Regions from separate parts of the Homo sapiens genome. Here all the other regions are linked to region 3. A link is a loop called in an ENCODE intact Hi-C map of the cell type or tissue named here. Cell type or tissue: PC-9. All regions are shown on one strand. Region 1 holds the start of SNORA120 (small nucleolar RNA, H/ACA box 120). Region 2 overlaps VWF (von Willebrand factor). Region 3 overlaps LOC105369625 (a long non-coding RNA gene).

The links. A loop is a pair of places that touch in the nucleus more often than their neighbours do. Peaks named below come from ENCODE experiments on the same cell type or tissue, not always from the same donor. Only the 100,000 strongest peaks of a DNase experiment are listed, where the experiment ranks them.
Region 1: a loop joins it to region 3, with 10 times the contacts of the local background. A loop is called at or near these places in 3 of 110 quality-filtered maps.
Region 2: it touches region 3 in a loop (24-fold over the local background); 85 of 110 quality-filtered maps call a loop at or near these places.

What each region holds. Positions count from the first base shown.
Region 1 is chr12:6,034,610-6,042,609 of GRCh38, reverse strand. It overlaps VWF (von Willebrand factor), which reads left to right. Exons shown (of 52, transcript NM_000552.5): 19 at 6,119-6,222; 20 at 7,784-7,922. It overlaps SNORA120 (small nucleolar RNA, H/ACA box 120), which reads left to right and starts at 2,427; the gene lies at 2,427-2,573. In PC-9, CTCF peaks have their summits at 2,220, 2,424 (motif pointing right), 4,107 and 4,310 (motif pointing right); DNase peaks (open chromatin) are centred at 2,384 and 4,329.
Region 2 is chr12:5,984,987-5,992,986 of GRCh38, reverse strand. VWF (von Willebrand factor) reads left to right here. Exons shown (of 52, transcript NM_000552.5): 38 at 969-1,168; 39 at 7,322-7,424; 40 at 7,868-7,942. Among named protein-coding and RNA genes, the nearest start is that of ANO2, 44 kb to the right of the region's middle. In PC-9, CTCF peaks have their summits at 4,029 and 4,234 (motif pointing left); a DNase peak (open chromatin) is centred at 4,206; H3K27me3 peaks cover 1,709 bases.
Region 3 is chr12:6,281,541-6,289,540 of GRCh38, reverse strand. The region is part of intron 2 of LOC105369625 (a long non-coding RNA gene); the gene reads left to right. Among named protein-coding and RNA genes, the nearest start is that of PLEKHG6, 25 kb to the left of the region's middle. RefSeq lists an enhancer at 7,913-8,000. In PC-9, CTCF peaks have their summits at 4,162 and 4,364 (motif pointing right); DNase peaks (open chromatin) are centred at 2,530, 2,970 and 4,360; H3K27ac peaks cover 1,496 bases.

The DNA of each region.
Region 1 (8,000 bases), 250 kb after region 3:
GGGGATTCTAACTTGCAGGTTCATATTGTAAGAGATTCGGTTATTTTCACAACTGCTTCCTTACGATGCCGGCGAGTGTGCAAATTATTGCGGCCAGATTCGAGAGAGCAGAGAAGTCCGTGTAATTTATTAAGGGTGCGCAGCGTGCCGCCTGCAGCACGGGACACGTGTTCTTGGCCATAACACAAAGAAAATGGAGCTGGGCCTGGAAACACCCTGTTTGGGCCCATCTGATGGTGCAGACATCATCCCTCGGGGTGTTCCTCTGTCCAGTCTGTCCCTTGTGAAGGGGCAGGGTTGTGGGATGTCACTAAGGGCTTGGGGAAGGGGTCACGGATTCTGCATTCTTCTGAGGACTTGACAGGGGAAAGGGAAGTGGCTTTTTCCCGGGGGCAGATCTGCGGGGGGCAGAAAGAGCAGGAATGGGGTGCAGAGGGCAGACCCGTCAGGCCAGGCTTCCCTGCTTTCCCACTCCATGCTCTTGTGCAATCCTTCAGTCTTTACCGGAAGCCCAGTCACCTCATGTGTTACGTAGACACCGAATTCCTGTTCTGCCTCCATGATGCATGGCTGTGGGCCCCAAGGAGATGTGTGTGAAAGCACTTTAAAGCCAGAGAGTTCTACAGAAGTGTAGGAATAGCTTTCATTGTTGTTTCTGTAACTATCCAAGGCTGTCTCAGAGGCTGCACCCATCAGTTCTTCCTGCTGTCCATAGGAGAGACCTGTAAAGGATGCTTTTTCTTAGATTTCCAGCCTGCTGTGGACCCATGCTTTTGTAAATACAATAAAAATGAATTCTCATAAAAATAAAACAAAAGCAATGACAAAAATAATATGATCCCACCCAACTAAAAAATATTTTCAGCTGGGCGCAGTGGCTCACGCCTGTAATCCCAGCACTTTGGGAGGCTGAGGCGGGCGGATTACGAGGTCAGGAGATCGAGACCATCCCGGTAACACGGTGAAACGCTGTCTCTACTAAAAATACAAAAAATTAGCTGGGCGTGGTGGCGGGCGCCTGTAGTCCCAGCTACTTGGGAGGCTGAGGCAGGAGAATGCCGTGAACCCAGGAGGCGGAGGTTGCAGTGAGCTGAGATTGCACCACTGCACTCCAGCCTGAGCGACAGAGCGAGACTCCGTCTCAAAAAAAAAAATTTCTTTTTTTTTTAAAAATTTTTTTGAGACGGAGTTTTGCTCTGTCACCCAGGCTGCAGTGCAGTGGCATGGTCTCGGCTCACTGCAACCCCCACCTCCCAGGTTCTAGTGATTCTCCTGCCTCAGCCTTCTGAGTAGCTGGGATTACAGGCGCACACGACCACACCCAGCTGATTTTTGTATTTTTAGTAGAGATGGGGTTTTGCCGTGTTGGCCAGGCTGGTCTCGAACTCCTGACCTTAGGTGGTCTGCCTACCTCTGTCTCCCAAAGTGCTGGGATTACAGGTGTGAGCCACCATGCCCGGCCTTAAAAAATGTTTTCTTTCCTTTTTTTCATGATCCCTAAATCTAAACTCTTACTTCCCACTTTTTATGACATATAACAGACATAACATGACTCTGCCAAATTTCCCTAAGATTTTCTAAACACTTTCTCTTAGTTTCTGTGCTTGCGTCCTCACAGGCTGGCCCTGGCCCAGGGAATGCACTTTGAGCAGCCCTGTTCTCAGCCGAAGATTGTCTCTCCTCCTCTAAGGTGCCTCTCAGTGTCCACCGTATGCCCAGAAGCACCTGTTTGAAAATATTGGCGGGGGCAGAGAAAGAACCCCTCTCTTTCTGGTTTGTCCCAGGCCTGGCACCTGCTTAGAGCAGAGGTTTTCTGGTTGACCCCACAAGCTGCAGGCTGTATCTGCTCCTGCCATCGTGCAAAGGTCTCCTGGCATGGGAATGAGGAGGATGGGGGTCCCTTTGCTAAGTGGTCCGCACCGTGATAAATGAAGGGCAGAGAAACCGCCTGGAAACGGCATGGTATCGGAACCTCACACTTCCAGGTTTGAATCCTGCCTCCTAACATCTACTTAAGTGAGTGGCAAGTCACTTAACATCTTGGCGTCTTAATTTTCTTATCTGTAAAACTGGCTTGCAGGCTGTTGGGAAGACTGGAGATGAGAGCAGCGAGCACATGGGAGGTGCTTAGTGAGTGGTGGTTTAATGACCACTAACTATTACAGTAAGTTCGTGGTGGGAAACGGTGAATCCTGCCATGAACAGAGATGCTGCAGGGAATTAGCACACACAGGAGCATCTTTTTAGATCCCAGTGTTCACTTTCTGAGACCTGCCGGATCGATAAAATGAGGGGGTTGTGCTGGAAGATCTCCCAGGTATTTTTCTCTAGTTCAGAAATTCTTGGAGCCATGCTTGCCTGAAGCATCCATCTCTTTAAGTTAGAATATTACCTGCTACCACCACTAGGTGACAGCAAAGCACAACTCACTGCCCTGCTCACCCTTCCTGAGTCCGGCGGCAAGGGTAACTCTGGGAGCATCGTAGAGGGCAGAGAAGAAGAAACCCTGAGGTCCCATTATGTCAGCCCCTTCTATCACACGGGAGGAGACTGAGGACAGAAAGGGAACAGAGCCGGGTCAAGCCTTCATAGTTGTATAGTGGAAATTCTGGTCTCCTGACTCTGAGACCAGGGCTCCTGTAATCTGAAACACTTAGGCCTCTGTCTGGGAGATGCTGACTTCCCGTTTGAAACCTAGCAGCTACATCTCCCAAACTGCTGGTATTAGGAGCCTCTTGGTGGCGAGAAGTGTGGTTATGTCCCTGATCCCAGGATGTCCAGTTTCCTCACTGGCCCCATGTGAAGACTGAAGGAGTTGGGCACCACTTCTTAAAGTTCAGAGCTTGGGTTCAAGGGCCCATCCAGAGGCGGCCTCACATGTGGGCGTTGCACATTTTAAAAGATCCAAAGAAGGGCCTGTTTCAGAAATATCTCCTACATGGTCCATGATTTGTCACTCAGTCGGGCTTACTGAAATATAATAAGCAAAAATTCATTTTGGTTAACAAGCGAGAGGTTTAAAAAAAGCGGAACCTCATAAGTCTTCATAGGAGGAGTCATCACGCTCAGCAGGAGTGCTTTAATCAGATCACTCTCCTCCTCGCAAGCTTCTGGCTGAGTTCAGCTGCTTTGGCCTGAAAGTACTGATGGGGTAGGAGAATGAACGAGAGGCAGTTGGAAGGTAAAAAAGATTCTGGAGAGTGGGTCACGATGGTGTTCATGTATGGAGAGTTGGGGACAATGGGGCCTTTTCAGAGAAAGGTAACAAGACCAGTATTTTCCTACTTTATAATTTTCTTGGAGTGGACCAACACGTAGGACCACGTTCTCAGCCTGACCCCTTTCGGACTGAAGATGTCATGAGTTGGTGAGTGATGGGACGAGTATTTTTGCCAGGCTTTCTTCTGAAGTCTTCAGGGGACATTCATAGACTTTATCTTAGTAGCCTTTTGATGTCCCGAAGGGACAAACACTAGACGGAGGTGGTTCTCTTCATTTTAACTGTGAGGTTTAAGTGACTTGCCACAAAATTTGGCCAGGGACTGTTGTGCTGGCCTGCCCCGCCTCTCTGCACAGCTCCCCTCTGGGTCCAATCCATCCCCTAAATTACCCCTTTATTTCCAGGCCTATCTACCTCCATGAATTTCCACCTCCCTGAATGTCTTTGCCACTTTGGGATTCTCTGGGTGTTTTTAGCTGGGCTATTGTTACCTGCTCTTCTCTCCCAAGTCAGGAAGTCTCATGCTGTGTCCTGGAAACCCTTTCCTCTCATTGAAGATTATGTTTTGTCTCCTCTCCAGCTCTCTTATGACCTAACTCCACACCACTGTGGCCTTCATAGCAGTCCTCACTTAATATCAAGGTCCTATTATAATATTGCTGTCCATGAATTAATAACCTCCTCTTGCTAACACGAGTCGGCAGAGAGCAGCCACGTGGTTTGCAGTGGGTGCTCAGAAGGAGGAGGAGGTGGCGGCTGCAGTCATGGCATTGTTATCTCACACCTGAGCTGGGACTGGAGTGTTCTGTCCGCTGGAGGAGGGCTGGGCTTCCATAGACCCACACCTGGGTGACAGGAGGCATGGTGGGTTGTCCCATGGGTTGAATATCATGGCGAGAGGTAAAAACATGCAGCATGCAGACCAAGAGGCCTGGGAGCCCCCAGCCCGGCCTGCCCAAGGGTGAGGGGCAACATGTGCTGCTGAGGTAAGGGGAGCCTGGCTCTGTTTCCTGGAGTCCGTCCCTGCACTTCTGTCCCACATGGTATTTGCCACAAGGAGGCGTATTATCTGGTTTCCGTTGACTGTAAGGCATCCGTGGGATACCTCAGTCATTCTTATAGCAGCCACTAGGTGGTGGGCCTCAGGCTTAAGTCAGAGCTGACACTGGACGGGGCGATGTGGACATGAACCCTAATTGTGACAGAGGCTTTGAATGCTCTGCTAGAGAGAGGTTTTTCAGCCCTGCCAGCTCCTACCAAGGTGCCATCTTCCCTACTGGGTGCTTAAGCTCATTCCCTCCCAAGAACAGTGGTTCCGGGAGGTAAGAGCTACCAAGAGTGGGGTCAACCTGCATCTTATGCCCTGCACTGTCATCCTGACCCATCAGCTGGGCTTCCAGAGATGCGGGAACACCTCCTGAGGTTGGGTGAAGATGACATTAAGCAGTGGAGGATTCTTCCTATTTCCCTCCCCCCAACCGCCCCAACACACACATGCTCACATACGATTCTAGCCTGGGTCCTTGAAAGCCCTTTGTTCAGCCCAAGATTGCCCTGTTCCCAGGGATTTGTCCAGCTCCAGGCCTGGGAGCTCAGACTTGTCTGGGGAGTGACTGGGTCACGTGGAGCTGGAACTGTTCAGACCAGGAGCTTCTCGCCCTGCAGGGAGCTCTGGAGCCAAGGTGCCACAGTCCTTCACCTGGGGGTGACCCAGGCCTCTTTGAGAACCCCCAAGGCTAGGCCACACCAGGACAGGCACCCAGGGCTGCCCCTTGGAGTCGGGACAGAAGCGTGTCTGCATGTTGAGCTCAGAGTGGGTTTGGCTGACTCTTCTGGGGCTGGTAGTTCTTAGTTCTTTTATTTTCTCAGCCCCAACAGACCGGAGGAATACAACATGCTCACGAAAGTAGTTTCCCGAGGGGTGACGACGGGGAAGTAGAGCATACCCCATGGAGAGTGAACCGGGATACGGGAGACTGGGCAGGAGGGGGCCTGTGGCTTGGACCAGCCCCCAGACTCTAGTTCTGATCGATTTCTACTTATGCCCAATATTTGGCCCTCACCTCCAGAGTGTTAAGTACATATTAATTTTATTCAATATAGTGTTCATTTTCTTTAATTATAAACATAATACATGCTCATTGAAGAACACTTGGAAAAAAATTTTAAAACTGAAAAAGAAAATAAAATCCTCCCACTCGCCTATCCCAGCTCACCACCTGGAGGCAGATTCTGTATTTCCTTCTAGTCTTTTGTGAAATATATATACATTTGGAACCATATGTATATACAGTTTTTCTTCCTGTGTTAAAAATTAACAGCATAAGTATTTCTCACTTCATTTAAGATTCTTCCAAAGGACCATTGTAATAGCACCATAGGATACTGGCGCCTGGTGATTCCTCAATGGATTTAGTCATTTTCCTATTAAGTGTTTCCAATTTTTTTTTGCAATGATAAATAATTCTCCATCAATCTTTGTCCATAATTCTATTTCCCTCAGAGAAATCCTTTCCTTGGGATGGCTAGGTGTAAGAATATGTGCATTTCAAGGCCTCTGGACATGATTTTTTGAAGTACCTTTGCAAAAATGTCCAGGTTACAGTGCCCCAGCAGGGCACGAGAGGGCAGAGGGCAGTCAGTGTCTTTAGTTGACAGGGAGGAGCCATGTAGATGGGAACCCATGTTTGCCAAGCCCTGGCCTGGGCATAGGATCCCTGTCCTGGCTTGGCCTGCAGTGGAAGCTGTCCCCCTGGCTCAGCCCTGGTCCTGGTGCCAGTCCCAGTGCTGGGCTTACCCGTAGGCTCAAGTCTCAGACAACACTTCCTGGAGCGGGCTGGAGGAGGGCTTTAGATCAGTCACTGTGGCCCTGAGGACTTTTGGATTCTTTTCTCTTAGGTCCGGCATGAGAACAGATGTGTGGCCCTGGAAAGGTGTCCCTGCTTCCATCAGGGCAAGGAGTATGCCCCTGGAGAAACAGTGAAGATTGGCTGCAACACTTGGTGAGGCTCAGTGAGGGGCTGCGCCGGGGACCCAGGCCCTGCGGGTGGAGTGAGGGTGCACGCGGCCACAGGACCTTCCGCACTTGCCTCCAGCCCCCTGTGGGAACCTGGTTACTCTCTGCCTTTCCTCCGTGCCTGTGTTTCTCCATCTGTAAAATGGGGAGAATCTTTTTCATCACCTGTGTCCATCCTGCATAGACACTATTCAACAGGTTAGTACAGTAGCCCTTATCCGAAATGCTTGGGACCACAACTGTTTTGGATTTTGGATTATTTTGGACTTTGAAATATTTGCATATACATAATGAGGTGTCTTAGGGATGGGACCTAAATCTAAACATGACATTTATTTATGGTTCATATATACCTTATACACGTTGCCTGAGGGTAAGTTTATACAACATTTTAAATATGTATTTAATGTGTATTTAGTATTTTTAATGTTTGTGCATGAAACAAAGTTTTGTGTACATTGAACCATCAGAAAGTAAAGGTGTCACCCTCTCAGCCACCCATGTGGTGTCATGTTGGTGCTCAAAGTTTTGGGTTTCAGAACATTTTGGACTTCAGAGTTTTGGATTAGGAATGCTCAGCTTGTATTTCTGTTCAGGGAGATGGGCCCCAGGGAAGACAGGGACCTCGCCCCACCAGTCATTGCATTTGGGCCAAGCTGCCAGTGGGCACGGGGTCTGGAGGGTCCTTTCGTTGCAGGCCTTACACTGCCCATGAGCACTTCGTGAGTGTGCTTGCAGTGGCGTGGTTTGAGGTGAGGGTGGCTGGTTGCCTTCTCCCTTTTCCTTGGCCATCCTGCACGTAACCCCTCACCCTGCTCATTCACCCTGCCTTTGACTTGGTGGCTGTGCACAGCCTTGGAAAGAGGCCTACTGGACAGAGGTAGAGAGGGCTGTCTCTTGGGCTTGAGGTCTGAGCTTACCACCTCTGACGCACAAGTGGGCTTCTTGATGTCAGCTCTGGTTACGGGTGGTGGCAGGGAGGGACACGTGGCAGTGGGCAGATCACTATAGATTTTAACATGTAGCTACATACATCTTAACGTGTAGCTATGCACACAGGACTGCTCCTGGCAGAAGTGCGTACTTCATCACTCTTTTCTATACTCTGGGCTTTCCCACTGTTCTGTCTTGTTTTTCCCATTAGCCTCAGGCTTTCAACATCAGTGTGTCTGTTTTACAGACACCCTGTGGCCAATCTCAGGTAGATGTGGCTTTCAGGGTGAGGCTGAGCGAATTCATAACAGGAGGCCTAAAGAGCATCCGGGCCTCCTCCCTGGCTGCCTGGCTCACTTTGGACAACCCCTTCCCTTCTTTGCCTCAGTTTCCCCCTTTTAGGGACAGCCACTAGGCTTCCCTGTCTCCTGCTGGGCACCATACTGGGCCTATGAAGTCCACACTCCACGCTACAGGTCCTCAACTTCCTTGGGCTTCCTGGAGGGTTGGGAGGCACCCAGAGTATTCTGTGTTCCTTCATTGCCTCCATGGCCCAGATGGGCCCCTCAAACCCAAGGTGCCCAACTTGTCATCTCTGCCATGACTGCTCCTAGTGTCTGTCAGGACCGGAAGTGGAACTGCACAGACCATGTGTGTGATGCCACGTGCTCCACGATCGGCATGGCCCACTACCTCACCTTCGACGGGCTCAAATACCTGTTCCCCGGGGAGTGCCAGTACGTTCTGGTGCAGGTGAGAGGTGGGGAGATGGGGAGAGGGTGCTGTTTCTTTCTAGGAGGGGTGGGAGGTGTGGCCTCAGGTTGGGTTCTG
Region 2 (8,000 bases), 300 kb after region 3:
AGATAACCTGTAGGTTCCTTAGGGCTCTGATTTTCTGAGGCCATGTGGATGATACTGCCTCCTCCCAATCAGCCTGCAAATCAAGGGGCAAATGTTAGTTTCTAAGTTACTGGAAGCACTTTCTCTGCATACTGATTTCTTTGTGTACCTCCTGGTTATTTACTGTGCACACAGAGGGAAATCTTTGGTGCTCCAAATCCTTGGAAACTTCGTCCATCACCTGCCTGCCTTGGTGCCTTGAGGATGTGAGGAAGTTGTTGAGCGAATCAGAACGAGGGAAATGAATCACCTTGTAGCTTCTCTCCCAAGGCAGTTCTAAGCTGTGTATTCCTAATTTAAAGATGCTTTTCAAGCATAAAAGACATATGTATTCAAAAAAGGACAACAAAACCTACTAAGGACACACAGGTTCACAACATTTGTTAGGACTAGATTTGGCTGCTAGTAGCAGAGAATTAAAATTTTCTGTCATACAACTGATCGGAGGCGGTGGCTCCAGCTGATTCTGGGCCTCAAACTGGATTCTAGTTCCTTGCTCTGCCCTCAGTTGGGTGTGGTCTTTTTCTTCATGGTCTAAGATGGAGTTCTAGCCATCACATTCATGCTCCAAGGAGGAAGCTGAGGGAAGGAGGGAAGAGGGACAAGGAGCATGCATAGCTGTCTTTTAAAATGGACTCCTGGAAGCTGCCATGGGATACTATACTTTCTTTTACAGTTCATTGGGCAGAACTAGTCATGTGACTACACTTAGCTGCAAGAAAGGTTGGGAAATATAGTCCTCATTCTGGTGGTCATATGCCCAGCCTAAAGTTCTGTTTCTATGGAAGGTGGGGAGGATGAAGATTGGTGGAAAATAGCCGTCTCTGCCCTGGCAAGTTTGTCTGATGATTAACCATGTTGAATCAGCTGTGCCCATTTCACTCTGGCTGGTGTGGGCCTTTGCAAGTGACCTCCTTCTCTGTCTACAGCTATGTCATGCCCACCATCTCTGGTCTACAACCACTGTGAGCATGGCTGTCCCCGGCACTGTGATGGCAACGTGAGCTCCTGTGGGGACCATCCCTCCGAAGGCTGTTTCTGCCCTCCAGATAAAGTCATGTTGGAAGGCAGCTGTGTCCCTGAAGAGGCCTGCACTCAGTGCATTGGTGAGGATGGAGTCCAGCACCAGGTAGGAGCCTGGGCCTTTCACTTCCCATGGGGCTGCTTCCCTCTTGGGTCAAAAGGGAGATATGTTCACCAGTGATTGGCCTCTTCCAACTGTGGCAGCAGGGTTGACTCTTACGGGGATCATTAGGGATAGGGAGGCAGTATTGTGTAATGGCCTTGCATTCAGATAGCTCTTGGTTCAAATCCTGCGTCTGTCATGTATTATCTGTGGGATTAAACATCAAAGTGTTGTTACCACATTATTATTATGATTGTTATTACTATTGTCTTTATGATTATAGTCATTTAAGCAGAATGATACAGAAATCCAGGAGGGAAAGGGAAAAGAATATTTTGTGTCATAATGTCTGCCATTGTTAAGAGAGATTATGTACCTTGATTGTGCTAAACCCAATATATTCATTATCTTAGTGTTTTTCAAAGGTGTATTTTGCAGGGTATTAACAGTTACTTGTGGTCAAGTGAGTTTAAAGAACACCAGCTAACCATAGTTAAACAGGTTTCTTTATTGCAGAACTCTTTAGTCTTTTTAATATACTACTGTACCTTGCAGATATTTAAGAGAGTTTTTGTTTCTCAAACTTATTTGATCATGGAGCGTGTGTGTGCATGCGTGTGTGTGTGTGTGTGTGTGTGTGTGTGTGTGTGTGTGAGAATCCCTTGGGACTGGGATTCCACAGAATACATTATTGTATCCTGTGTCACTCATAAATACAAAAATCCTATGAAGAAACTAAGACCTAAAGAGCTCAGTAAGTTACCCATGGAAACAATTTATAAGTAATGGAGTTGATCTCAGAATTTGAAGCTCTATGTGACTCCAAAGATCTGGCTCTTTCCACTATATGAAATGGCCCTTTTGCTGCATCTTTTTTGGGCTGATTTGCTTGGGAGTCACTGAGTCATCAAAATTTTTTTTTTTTTTTTTTTTTTTTTTTTTTTTTTTTTTTTAGCTCTATGGGAGTTATTGAGTGTATTTTGAAAGCATATTTACCAGACTCCTCCGTCTTGGCCTAAAATGGCTGTCATCTCTCTTCAAAGTTGACCCCGTGTATATTTGTAGGATCTGGGGCAGTGTGTGTCTGTGCACATGTGAACGTGTACATGTGAATGTGTGCAGTGGCCCTGTCCTTCATGCTTGACAGTGATACTACAGACCGTGGTAGAGATAGAAGCATATTTGGCTTCTAGGAAAGGAGAATGTGTTTTGTGATCATGGACTGCACTCAAGACCTAATGTCTTCATCGCCAAGGAGGACCATTCTTGCTAAGTGGACCAAGTAGAGTGACTTACCACTATGTTCAACCACGAATAGGAGAACTCATGGTAAATGTAGCTAACCAGCCTGCAGAATAGTGAAAACAACATTTCAGTAACTACACTATTCTGTCCCTGATGTTATAAGCCAGGATAGGGACCATTTTATATGATTCTCCCCAAAGCTCTATAGGGTCATAATCGCACATCCTATTGAATGGATGAGACTGAGGCTCAATGGCATGAGGTGATAAAGCTGGGATTTATATTCATAACATCAGTCATCCTATAGTGTCCTAGCCCTGCCATTGACCTCACTGGAACTGTGAGCTGAACTCTGGGCTAACTCATGTTCATTGGAGCATGGGTATCCATTAGGGCTATTACTTATAGTCACTTATAGTGATCTCATCTGCTCTAGTTTAGTTGTTGGGCTTTGTCCTAGTGGATCCAATTTGTCCTCACCGTGGAATAGATGAGCTAAAGTCCTACTCTACTGCCATATTTCAACTTGCCAAGTTAAGTAATTGCCTGTTCTGTGATATTCCCTAAATGAGTTGACAAAACCTTATATTCCTCTCCTTGATTTGTATAGCTCCTGAGCTCCTGCAGGGCTTGAATGATGTGGACCAATTTACATATGGGGCTAGAAACCTGTGGTAATTTCAGACCGGTTTTACTAGTAGTGGCAAAATGCTTGCTCTCAGAAGGAGACAGAAATGATCTTTTCCTTGGCGTTCTGTGATGAGAAGTGAGCTCAAGTTTGCAGCATTTCTGGCTCATGAGTGTCAAATGTCTGCAAGGTCCTGAGAGCAGGAAGACTGTGAACTTTATCTTAGTGTCTCCAAACCCCTATCCTTTGCTTCTCCTTTCTGGTGCTATTTTCCCCTTTCACTGCCCGCCTCATCTTCAGTCCAACACATTAGAATATGCATTCAAGTTGTATAAAGTTTCCATCCAAATATTTTGGATGTAGAAACCGTCTTATAAATATATTTTAAAATCAGGTAAAATAAAATTAGTTAATTGAAAACTTTGAAAACAACACAGCCACTTTTAGTGATTTCAGAAAATACAGTTTAAATGAATGAAAACAAACATCATATCCAGCCACGTGCATTTTCAACTTTGACTTTCAAAGCAGAGAAAGAATAAAAACCTAATGTGAAGAACATTTCCATTAAAGAAACTTTTTTTTTTAAACTGAAAAATAAAGCCCAGAAAACCTTTTATTAAGGGAAATAAACTAGGGTATAAAACTATTGTAGTAATTTCAGAAGAGCAAAATATTCACTAGTTTTCATAGCTCTTGTTTATTTTACAAAACAGAGTCTAAAGAGGTGAGTCTTTGGAGTAGGATCAGAAGGGACCAAGAGCCTGCACAGGCTGTCCCTGGCTCAGTGGAGCTGCTGGTGGTGGTGGGTGCTGTAGTGACAGGCACAAGTTTAGCAGGAACCTTGTCCATGGCCCAGAAGCTCTGGCCCGTAGCCTCCTTCCCTCTCCCTTAGTCTCTGCTGTCCCTAGCTGGGCTCAGTGTTTGCATTTCATTTGCATCCCCCATCACATTGGCTGGTGGTGGGTGGTGCATGATGAATTGCTTGTGTCCTTCTTTGACCTTGGGCCTTGAAAATGTCAGTTTTCCCACCTTATTCTCTGCAGGCCGATCTTTTGTCACCTTCATTCAGACTTTAACTCCTGCTGGCTCTCATACCGGTTCTGGCCTGGTGATAGTCACGCCTGGGCCCTGGAACCTGGCGATTGCGACTGCCTGCCTGCAGTTGGCCTGGGCTTGTGCAGCAGTGCCATCTGCCGGCCGCGTTGCTGCATAGCCTGGCCAGGCCTGGAGAGCCACTACGGTTGCTTTTAGAAGCTTGGCCTTAGCTTGTTTTTTAAATTTTTAATTTTTATTCTTTTCCCTGCCTTGGGCAGGCCTTAAGCTTCCTGGGAAATGAAAATCCCCAGCGGAGGAGGTTGGACACCTGCTTTTGGTCATCTGTTGTGTGTTACCCATTCTCAGGATAGTTGGAAAATTGTGTGATTTATTCTTGAGTTTAAATATCTGAGGTCTGCGTTTAAAAGGAGAGAAAAAAGAACACTGAAACATATACAGAACATGACTCTCTCCTTCCGCATCCCCTCATGTCTGCCAATTCGACCCCCTGCCCCAGCCCTCCGAGGCCAGCGCCCTGGGCCCCTCCCTCCACCTTCCCAGCTGGAGTGGCAGCCGCTGTGTCTTTTCTGGTTTTTATTCCTAGTCCTTCCCTTTTCCGTCCTGCATGCTGTCGCCAGGGTTGTCTTTATTTAGCTCTTCTCTGTGAGGCAGGGCCTCCTCCATTGTCTTCAGCCACCTGCCTCACCTGTGATGCCGGGCACTGCGGGAGTGTTCCTTCGTCTGTGCCTTTGTTAGCTGTTTCCCACCTGGAATTCCTCCTCCTTTCCCCTTTGCCCAAGTCTTCCTGTGCTTCATAGGTGCACCCTTGTGAGACTCTCTGGAGTGCCCAATCTTAGTGGACTCTCCTTTTGCACTCTTACTGCTCTTTTATTTTTTATTTTTACAAATAGCTTTATTGAGATATAATTTACATGCCACAAACAGCACATATTTAAAGTGTACAATTTGATAGGTTTTGACATATGTACACACCTATAAAACCATTGACATAACCAAGATAATGAATTTCCATCCCCCAAAGGTTAGCTTATGCCCTTTTAAATATATCCCTCAACCCTAGACAACTACTGGTCTGCTTTCTGTCACTATAGATTCGTTTACATTTTCTGGAATTTCACATAAATGGAATCATGCCTACGCACTTCTTTTCTGCCTGGCTTCCTTCACCCAGCATAACGCTTTTGGGATTCATCCATGATGCTGTCTGTTTTGATAGTTTTCTCCTTCTCATTGCTAGGTGGTATTCCACGGTGTGTGTGTATCACAATTTATTTTTCTCATTCAGATTTTCACGAATGAGTCTTATTTCCTCAACCTGACTGTCAGCCATTCGAGGGCTAGGATGGTGTGTTCAGACCTGCCCACGATGGGCACTGTGTCTGTTGATGAGAAGCAGTTGTGCTGCAAGAGGCTAGGCCTGTGGTGTCTGGGGCCAGAATGCTAAGTTCGAAGCCTGGATGTGCCACTTGGTCAAATTTCTTAACTTCTTGGTGTCTCAGTTTCATTATTTGTAAATATAGATACTACTACTTATCTGGTAGTGTTATTATTAGGAAAATAAAGTACATAAATGTAAAACTCTTAGAAAAATATCTTGAACATATTTATTATTAGTTACCTGTGGGAGGCAGCAGAGCATGGTGGTTTAAAACCATGGATTTGGGCCGGGCATAGTGGCTCACACCTGTAATCCCAGCACTTTGGGAGGCTGAGGCAGGTGGATCACTTGAGGTCAGGAATTCGAGACCCAGCCTGGCCAACATGGTGAAATCCTGTCTCTACTAAAATACAAAAATTAGCTGGGTATGGTGGCACATGCCTATAGTCCCAACTATTTGGGAGGCTGAGGCAGGAGAATCACTTAAACTCGGGAGGCAGAGGTTGCAATGAGCCGAGATCATGCCACTGCACTGCAGTCTAGGCGAGAGAGTGCGACTCTGTCTCAAAACAAACAAACAAACAAACAAACAAAAACCAAAACATAAAATAACAAAGAAACAAACCATGGATTTGGATTCAAATCCTCACTCTGTCGCTGTGCCTGTGGGAACCTAGCAGGTGCCTTAGCTTTCTCATTGGAAAAGTGAGGGCAGTGGTAAAACATATCCTCACCGTAGGACTGCAGTGAGGATTACATGAGTGATTTAAATAAAGTCCTCAACACAGTGGCACACAGCAGGTGGCATCTGAATGTTAGCTGCTATCATTTATTGAGTGAGTGAAAGGTGTCAAGGGCAGGACCAGAGGGGTTAATCCTGAAGGAGGGCAGGGCACTTTGGGGGAAGGGGGCCTTACTTGTGGGTATTTGATCTTCCTTCTTAGCTGACTGATTGCTGACTGTGGAAGTAATAAGTAAGACCTTCTTGACCTGGGAACTTCTTAGAGGCCTTTGAGCTACTGGATAAGAATGTGTTTCTTCAGGGGCAATTTCACTTGAATTTAATTTTAAGTTTAAATTTAACTTTATGGCTGAATCCAGAGGGAGACTGAGTCCTGGCTCTGCTTCTTATTAGTGGAGCTCTTTGCTGTGTACCCTGTGCTAATCACAGTTTCTCACTCCTTACAACAGTCCTGCAAGGCAGGCTTGAGTACGCTCATTTTACAGGTGAGGAAACTGAGGCACAGCGGAATGCAGCCTTTGTTAGAGTTCAGGAGTTCCTGACTTCAAAGCCTTGTGCTGTGGGGCTGTGTGTACCTTCGAGAAGGCTGCTCTCTGCCCTGGGCCGTCTCCCATTTGAAAAATCAGAGAACTGCACTCAGGCCTCTAAAGTCACTGCGGGCATCAAGAATGTGATGCTTTCAAGAGTTTTGCTGTCCTCCCCACCGCTCTTCCTACCCTATTGTCTGAAGTCAATTTCAGAAATAAATGGATTTTTTTCCCCAAGCAACAACCCAATTTCTCCTTTGGCTTGAGAAATGACTAGCAGTGCGATCCAAGAACTCTCATTTTTCTTTCTTTGCTTGGTTTTAGCACTGCCAACAGAGAAGGCTGTAGTGAAAATTTCCGCATGTTAGTTTACAAAGCAATGTGGCAACCACCTTTCTGAAAGCCATTAGAACCTCACAACCTCCTTTCAGCCTGCTTTTGTTTGCCTGTGAGGCTCTGTCAGAGGGCTGGGTCAGGGACTGGCCCTTGCCGGAGGCAGGGAGAGCTGACCTCTGTGAATTCTGGGCTTCGTACCTAGAATGTCCTGTGCCCTTTCTGAACCTCGCTTTGCCCTCAGTTCCTGGAAGCCTGGGTCCCGGACCACCAGCCCTGTCAGATCTGCACATGCCTCAGCGGGCGGAAGGTCAACTGCACAACGCAGCCCTGCCCCACGGCCAAAGGTGAGAGTCCTCCCCTCCCTGGTGCCTTCATGGAGGAACAAGGGCCCCTGCAAGGCCCCCCAGCCACCCATCTTCACCTCTGGCAGAGCAGACTCAAACACTGGCACCTAGAGTCCTAGAGTGGGTGGGCTTCCTTGCCCAGCCTGCATTTCCCATCACTGGGCCTGGGAGCCCCATTCTGCACCTGGGGTCGACATTCTCAGATTAACCCTCGCCTCTGGTCCCCAGCAACGGTCAGACTTAAGAGTCCCCTGGAGGGTAAATGTGAGGGTGTCAACAGGAACATGGGGACACTCATCTGTCAGAGGTCCCGTGGCCTGGATCCTTGTGGGATGACCGTACAGAACTCCTACTAGTTTTCAGTGAGCAAGAACATTTCAAATCCCTCTGAGGCTGTCCCACCACTAATTTCTCTGACTTTTGTGGCCGTTCCTCTCCTCTAGCTCCCACGTGTGGCCTGTGTGAAGTAGCCCGCCTCCGCCAGAATGCAGACCAGTGCTGCCCCGAGTATGAGTGTGGTATGTGTCCCACCAGGGGGATGTCTCCAGGGCCCAACCCTAGCCCCAGGGGGCACCA
Region 3 (8,000 bases):
ACAAGAATCAAAGAAAAAATAAGATAAATCAAACTTTACTAAAATTAAAAACATTGTAGGTTAAAGGATACCAACAAGATAGTGAAAAGACAATCCACAGAATGGAAGACTATATTTGCAAAATATCTACCTGATAAGGGCCTAACATCCAGAATACGCAAACAACTCTTTTTTTTTTTTTTTTTTTGAGATGGAATCTCGCTCTGTCTCTCAGGCTGGAGTGCAATGGCGCAATTTCGGCTCACTGCAACCTCCACCTCCTGGGTTCCAGTGATTCTCCTGCCTCAGCCTCTCGAGCAGCTGAGACTGCAGGTGCCCGCCACCACGCCCGGCTATTTTTTGTTGTTGTCGTTGTTGTTGTTATTTTAGTAGAGACAGGGTTTCACCATATTGGTCAGGCTGGTCTTGAACTCCTGAACTCAGGTGATCCACCCGCCTTGGCCTCCCAAAGTGCTGGGATTACAGGCGTGAGCCACCGTGCCCGGCCTATACAAAGAACTCTTACAACTCAACAGTCAAGACAACCCAATTTGAAAAATGAGCAAAGCATCTGAATAGTCTTCAAAGAAGATATAGAAATGGCTAATGAACACATGAGAGGATGGTCAACTTCATTAGTTATTAGGGAAATGGAAATCAAAACCACAATGAGATATCCCTTCACATCCACTAGGATAGCTATACAATAAAAAAAAGGAAAACAGGCGGGCGCGGTGGCTCACGCCTGTAATCCCAGCACTTTCGGAAGCCGAGGCGGGCAGATCACGAGGTCAGGAGAACGAGACCATTCCTGGCTAACACACAGGGAAACTCCATCTCTACTAAAAATACAAAAAAATTAGCCAGGGCGTGGTGGTGGGCACCTGTCGTCCCAGCTACTTGGGAGGCTGATGCAGGAGAATGGCATGAACCCGGGAGGTGGAGCTTGCAGTGTTGCAGTGAGCCGAGATGGCACCCCTGCAGTCCAGCCTGGGTGACAGAGCGAGACTCAATCTCAAAAAAAAAAAAAAAGAACCAAAAAACCAGTGTTGGTGTGATTATAGAGAAATCGGAGCCCGCATATACTGGTGGTGGGAATGTAAAGTGATTCAGCTGCTGTGGAATACAGTCTGGCAGCTCCTCAAAAAGTTAAATATAGAATCACCATATAACTCAGCAATTGCACTTGTTGGTATATATCTGAGAGAAGAGAAAACATGTTCACACAAAGACTTGTACATACATGTTCACAGCAGCATTATTCATAATACCAAAAAGTAGTAACAACCCCAACATCCATCAAGCAATGTGATGAATGAATGAACTAAATGTGGCATGTGTAGTCCCAGCTATTTGAGAGGCTGAGGCGGGAGGATCTCTTGAGCCTGGTAGGTTGAGGCTGCAGTGAGCCAAGATCACGCCACTACACTCCAGGCTGAGCAACAGAGTGAGAACCTTTCTTAAAAAAAAAAAAAAATTAGCCAAGGTAATTCAAATGTCCATCCAGTGATGTGATTAATGAATGAACAAAATGTGGCATAACCATACAATGGAATGTTATTCAGCCGTAAAGAGGAATGAAGTTCTGTTGCATACTACCACATGCATGAAGCTTGAAAACATTTTGTTAAGAAGCCAGTCAGATATTGTGTGATTCCATTTATATAAAATGTCCAGAATAGGCAAATCCATAGTGACAGAAAATAGATTAGCAGTTGCCAGGGGACAGCATAGGGAGAGAATTCGGACTAACTTTTTTTTTGTTTTTTAAATACGGTCTCACTTTTTCGCTCAAGCTGGAGTACAGTGGCACAATCAGAGCTCACTGCAGCCTCAACCTCCCAGGCTCAAGTGATCCTCCCACCTCAGGTGCACACCACCACACCGGGCTAATTATTTTATTTTTTGTAGAGATGGAGCTTGGGCATGTTGTCCAGGCTGATCTCAAACCCCTGAGCTCAAGCGATCTGCCTGCCTTGTTCTCCCAAAGTGTTGGTATTACAGGTGTGAGCCATTGTACCTGGTCTTTAAAATGGTGACTTTTTTTTTTTTTTTTTTTGAGATGGAGTCTTGCTCTGTCGCCCAGGCTGGACTGCAGTGGTGCGCTCTCGGCTCACTGCAACACTGCAAGCTCCGCCTCCCGGGTTCACGCCATTCTCCTGCTTCAGCCTCCCAAGTAGCTGGGACTACAAGGTGCCCACCACCATGCCTGGCTAATTTTTTGTATTTTTAGTAGAGACGGGGTTTCACCGTGTTAGCCAGGATGGTCTCCAACTCCTGACCTCATGATCCGCCCACCTCGGCCTCCCAAAGAGCTGGGATTACAGGCATGAGTCACCACGCCTGGCCTAAAATGGTGACTTTTAAATTATGTGAATTGTATCTCAATTAAAATGCCAAATTAAAACAAAACGCAGTTCACCTTTGCTCTCTAGGGTCAGAGTAGCTCATGGTGTGTGTGTGGGGTGGGGCGTTGGAGTGATGGGGAAGCATTCCCTTGTACATGCTGCCTGTTTCCACAAGACCATGTTGAAAGGAATGTGTCCTTCATGACTGCAGCCTGAGTCACACAAAAGCCATTTCAGTCTGTACATCAGGAGTTTTGCAGCCATAAAGAGGACTCTCGCTGGGCGCGGTGGCTCACGCCTGTAATCCCAGCACTTTGGGAGGCCGAGGTGGGCGGATCATGAGGTCAGGAGTTCAAGACCAGCCTGGCCAACATGGTGAAACCCCATCTCTACTAAAAATACAAAAAAAAAAAAAAATAGCCAAGCATGGTGGCACGCGCCTGTAATCCCAGCTACTCAGGAGGCTGAGGCAGGAGAATCACTTGGAGGTTGCAGTGAGCTGAGATCATACCACTGCACTCCAGCCTGGGCAACAGAGCGAGACTCCGTCTCAAAAAAAAAAAAAAAAAAAGGACTCTGCTAGTACATACACATCATGGTGATTGCTCTTGTGTGCTGGTTGCCATGGTTATGTGACATGCAACAGTGGCATTTGATAAAACTGCTTCTCTGTAAGTATTAATGTCATTAACCTCCCAGCTGGTTTGTCTGACTTCTTTGCCATCCAGTGACTTGCAGCTGTAAGAGTGAGGGCAGTTTTGAAGGATATGCTATATTCTTGCACAAAATTAAATTTTTATTCTGGGAAATGTTGCTTTCTGCTTATTCTGGAAAAAAAAATAAATCAGTAGACTCTGATTGTGACTGATACAAAAGATCTGATGACTTCGAGCCAAGATCTGACATTTCATAGCAGATAATTCACTGAGGACAAGGAGTGAATAGCCAGTAAAACCCAGTTTCTAGATACTCTCTGAGGTAGCTCTTCTCTACAGTTTCTCTTTGCTGCTTGGGCTAAATAATCATTTACATTTTTCCTTCTTCCTAGCACATACAGCTATTTTATATTCCCAGTGAAATCCTGTTCACTGTTTATGTGGATGACATTATTCTGAGCTGTCAGATGTATATTTTCATTTTCATTGCTACTCTGATGAGTCAGTGAAGCACTTTTGAGCCATTTAATAACTTTTGTAATTTGCAGATATTGCACAAGCATATGAATGCATAAAGCATATTTTAAAATATAAACAACAACATGCATAGGATGGAAAATAAGATTAGCCCAGGTGGCTGGGCACAGTGGCTCATGCCTGTAATCCCAGCACTTTGAGAGGCTGAGGTAGGAGGATTGCTTGAGCCCAGGAGTTGGAGACCAGCCTGGGAAACATAGTGAGACCTTGTCCCCACAAAAAATAAAATTAGCCAGGCATGGTGGTACATGCCTGTGGTCCCAGCTACTTGGGAGGCTGAGGTGGGAGGATCTCTTGAGCCCCGGAGGTTGAGGCTGCAGTGAGCTGAGACTGAGCCTCTGCACTCCAGCCTGGGCAACAGAGTAAGACCCTGTTTCAAAAAACAAACAAGCCAACAAAAGGATTAGTCAAGGTAATTCAAGCAGTCCTGGAAACCCCTTGTGCCAATTTTAAGATTGTAATAATTATTAAAAACATAATCATTATTAGAACGTAATGATATTTCTGTCACAGCCATAATCGCTGTCATTTTTCAGATCTGTGAAAAGTAGAGGAACAAAATTGTTGATCACTTTGTCCTCTGAAACTATCTGTCTACCTGAGGACCTGTTGAGTAAACTGTCCTTGGGCCTCACTCTGAGAAACATTTCACTGCCTTAAGAGATATCAAATTCCTAAGAGATGGGCTGTGGGGAAGATGACTGAAGGACAGATGGGTGTACAAATCTGGAGGCTTGAGGGGAGACAGAGTGGACTCCGGCATTTTCCGAGTCCTACATTTCTTCCTCTGGCCTGGGAGTACGCAGCAATGATTATGATCTACCACCAGAGGGCACTGTGGCACTAGGGACGCCAGCCTTGGACCCCCCTGGGTCTGGCGTTCCTATTCTTCTCCACGTATTCTTGACGGCTACCCAAAGAGCTTTCAGCTCTTTAACCACATTAATTTCGTTTCTTTCCTTACATTCAGGGTTCTTAACCTGGCAACCATGGTAGGACTTTTTATGGTCAGTGAACCTCAGAATTTATATATATATGTCTGAGTAAGTGTATATACCTCTATCTAGAGGTAGTTTATAGTTGTAATCAAGTTCTCAAAGGTGTATGTGACCGTCTTCTCCCACCAAAAGTCAAGAATTATTGCCTAAGTAGTAGTATCCCCTTGAAGGGGTAGAATACAGTGATGTTAGGGACCAGTTGGTTGACCAGGGGAAAACACTTTTTATAGGTTATTTAATACAAGCCTCAAACTACCTTGCAAGATGTCTCCATTTTACCAATGAAGAGCCTGAAGTTCAAAGAGGCTAAAGATTGCCCGGGTCACACAGCTAGGAAGTGGTGAGGCTGGGGTTCAGTTCCTGGAGTGTCCAGCTCTGCGCTGTTGCTGCACTGAGAGAGAGCCTCACCCATTCATCAGCAAAGATGTGGAAGGCACCAAGGACATGTCCAGAGCTGTGCTGGGTGCTGAGGACAGTCTGGCGACCAAGCAGCGTTGGTTCCTGCCTTCGGGGGGCTTCATGCCTGGAGGAGGTGGTGACGGCGGTCGTGGGGGTTGGAGATAGACACTAAACACACAAGCGTGTAGCTACACACTGGGAACTGTGCTCCAAAGAAATGAACAGGGCACAGCAGAGACGGTGGGGAAACCTGCAGGTACACTGGCTAGGGGAGGCCTGTCCGAGGAAACAGCATATTAGCTCAAGGTGAAGCCGGGACTGTCTTCAGGGAGGGAGAGCCCGGCCTGGCTGGGCAGGGGGTGCAGTCAGCAGGGCTTTCTAGGCCAGGTCAGTAATTCAGACTTTATTCTAAGGGAAACAGTACACCATCGTGGAGTTTAAAACAAGGGAGAGGCTGGGCCAGTGGCTCACGCCTGTAATCTCAGCACTTTGGGAGGCCAAGGCAGGTGGATCACCTGAGGTCAGGAGCTCGAGACCAGCCTGACCGACATGGTGAAAGCTGAGGCGGGAGAATCACTTGAACCCGGGAGGCAGAGTGAGCCGAAATCACGCCATTGCACTGCAGCCTGGGCGACAGAGCAAGACTTCCTCTCAAAGAACCAAAAAGTAAAAGCAAGGGAGAAAGAAACTTGAGCTAATTTATGGGTTTTTCTTTTTAATAATGGCAAAAAAAAACAACATAAAATGTACCATCCTAACGTTTTTTTTTTTTTTTTTTTTTGACGGACTTTCGCTCTTGTTGCTCAGGTTGGAGTGCAATGGCGTGATCTCCGCTCACCACAACCTCCGCCTCCTGGGTTCGAGTGATTCTCCTGCCTCAGCCTCCTGAGTAGCTGGGATTACAGGCATGCGCCACCATGCCCAGCTAATTTTGTATTTTTAGTAGAGATGGGGTTTCTCCAGGTTGGTCAGGCTGGCCTCAAACTCCTGACTTCAGGTGATCCACCCGCCTCAGCCTCCCAAAGTGCTAGGATTACAGGCGTGAGCCACTATGCCTGGCCCCATCTTAACCATTTTTAAGGGTACATTTCAGTTGTGCTAAATGCGTTCACACTGCAGTGCAACCTATTTCCAGAACTCTTTGCACCTTGCCAAGCTGAAAGTCTGAACCCATTAAACAATAACCCCCCATTCTCCTCTCCCCCGGGCAACCGCCATTCTACTTCTGTCTCTGTGATCTTGACGATGCTAAGTGGAATCATACAGTGCTTGTCCTTGGCTTATTTCACTTTGCATAATGTCCTCACTGTTCATTCATGTTATAGCATGTGTCAGAATTTCCTTCCTTTTTAAGGCTGAATAATATTCCACTGTATGTAGCATTTTGTTTATCCACTCATCTGCTGATGGACACTGGGAAGATTCCTTTTTTTGTTTTTTTGTTTTGTTTTGTTTTGTTTTTGCAGCAGAGTCTCACTCTGTTGCCCAGGCTGGAGTGCCGTGGCACAAACATAGCTCACTGCATCCTCAACCTCCTGGGCTCAAGTGATCCTCCTGCGTCAGCCTCCCGAGTAGCTGGGACTACAGGCAAGCACCACCACACCAAGCTAATTTTTTAAATTAAAAAAAAAAAATTTTGTACAGACAGAGCCTTGCCATGTTGCCCAGGCTGGTCTTGAACTCCTGGGCTCAAGTGATCCTCCTGCCTTGGCCTCCCAAAGTGCTGGGATTATGGGTGTGAGCCACTGTACCCTGGCAGATTCCATCTTTTGGCTGCTGCAAATAACGCTGCTATAAACCTGGGTGTACAGGTATCTCTTTGATACCCTGCTTTCAAGTTTTTTTTTATTTTTAATTAATGTTTTAGAAATTATAAAATACATGAACATGGTACAAATTCCAGAATCACTCTGGCTGGGGTGGAGGAGAGATTGGGCGCAGTGAAAAGTGCAAGGGTGTTCTGTGGTGTGGGTCACAGTGGGGCTGGCCTGTCATGTGGTGTGGGCCTGCTGATGGGACGGGTGGACAGTGAGGCTCTGTTTTAAGGTCCTGGAGGCTTTCAAGTGGTGAGGTCAAGTAGGCAGTCAGGTATGAGTCTTGAGCTGAATGGAAGTCTGTGCCGGAGAGAGACTTTGGGAGTCAAGGTGCTGGGGATGGTATCTAAGGTAAGCGATGGCCTAGGCCTAGGCAGATTGCAAATGGAGAGGAAGGGGGCCGAGACCAGCCCCTGATGCTTAGAGTTGGGTGGAGGAGGCACAGAGTGGGAGGAAAAGCAGGAGGCTCAGTGCCAGGAGCTGACTGAGCAGGGAGCGGCCTACAATGGAGGCGACCACTGTGAAGGACGATGGGGAGAGGACGAGGCACCCACTGTGCTCGGCAGGCAGCGCAGAGGCTGTTGGTGACTTGGACAAGAGCAGTTTCAGCCCAGCCGGGAGGGAGTGGCAGAGGCCAGAGGGAGTGCAGCCTCGTGAGCAGGCAGCTCCGGAGAAGCTGGGCTCTGAAAGACAGCAGAGAAACGGGGCGCAGTCGTGAGTGAGGGGGAGGTGGAAAGGAGGGAGCTTTGGGTGATCGTTTTGGCTTTTTAAGATGCCCGTGTTACCAAATGCATGTTTTTTGTTTGTTTTGTTTTGTTTTGAGACAGTCTCACTCCTTCACCCAGACTGGAGTGCAGCAGCACGATCTCGGCTCACTGCAAACTCTATCTCCTGGGTTCAAGCGATTTTCCCGCCTCAGCCCCCAGAGTAGGTGGGATTACAGGCGAGCGCCACCACGCCCGGCTAATTTTTGTATTTTTAGTAGAGATGATTTCCCCCCGTTGGCCAGGCTGGTCTCGAACGTCTAACCTCAGGTGGTCTGCCCGCCTTGGCCTCCCAAAGTGCTGGGATGACAGGTGTGAGCCACCGCACCCAGCCCCCAAATGCATGTTTTGATGCTGAAGGGAAGATCTGGCAGGGAGAGGGTAAAGATGCAGTCAGCAGAGTGGGGACACATGAGAGGACAGAGTCCAGAGTGCCTGTGGACAGCTGGCTTTTGGGGGCCCCTCTTTTGTGCTATCAGGAAAGAAATAGGAGGCGGGGTCTCAT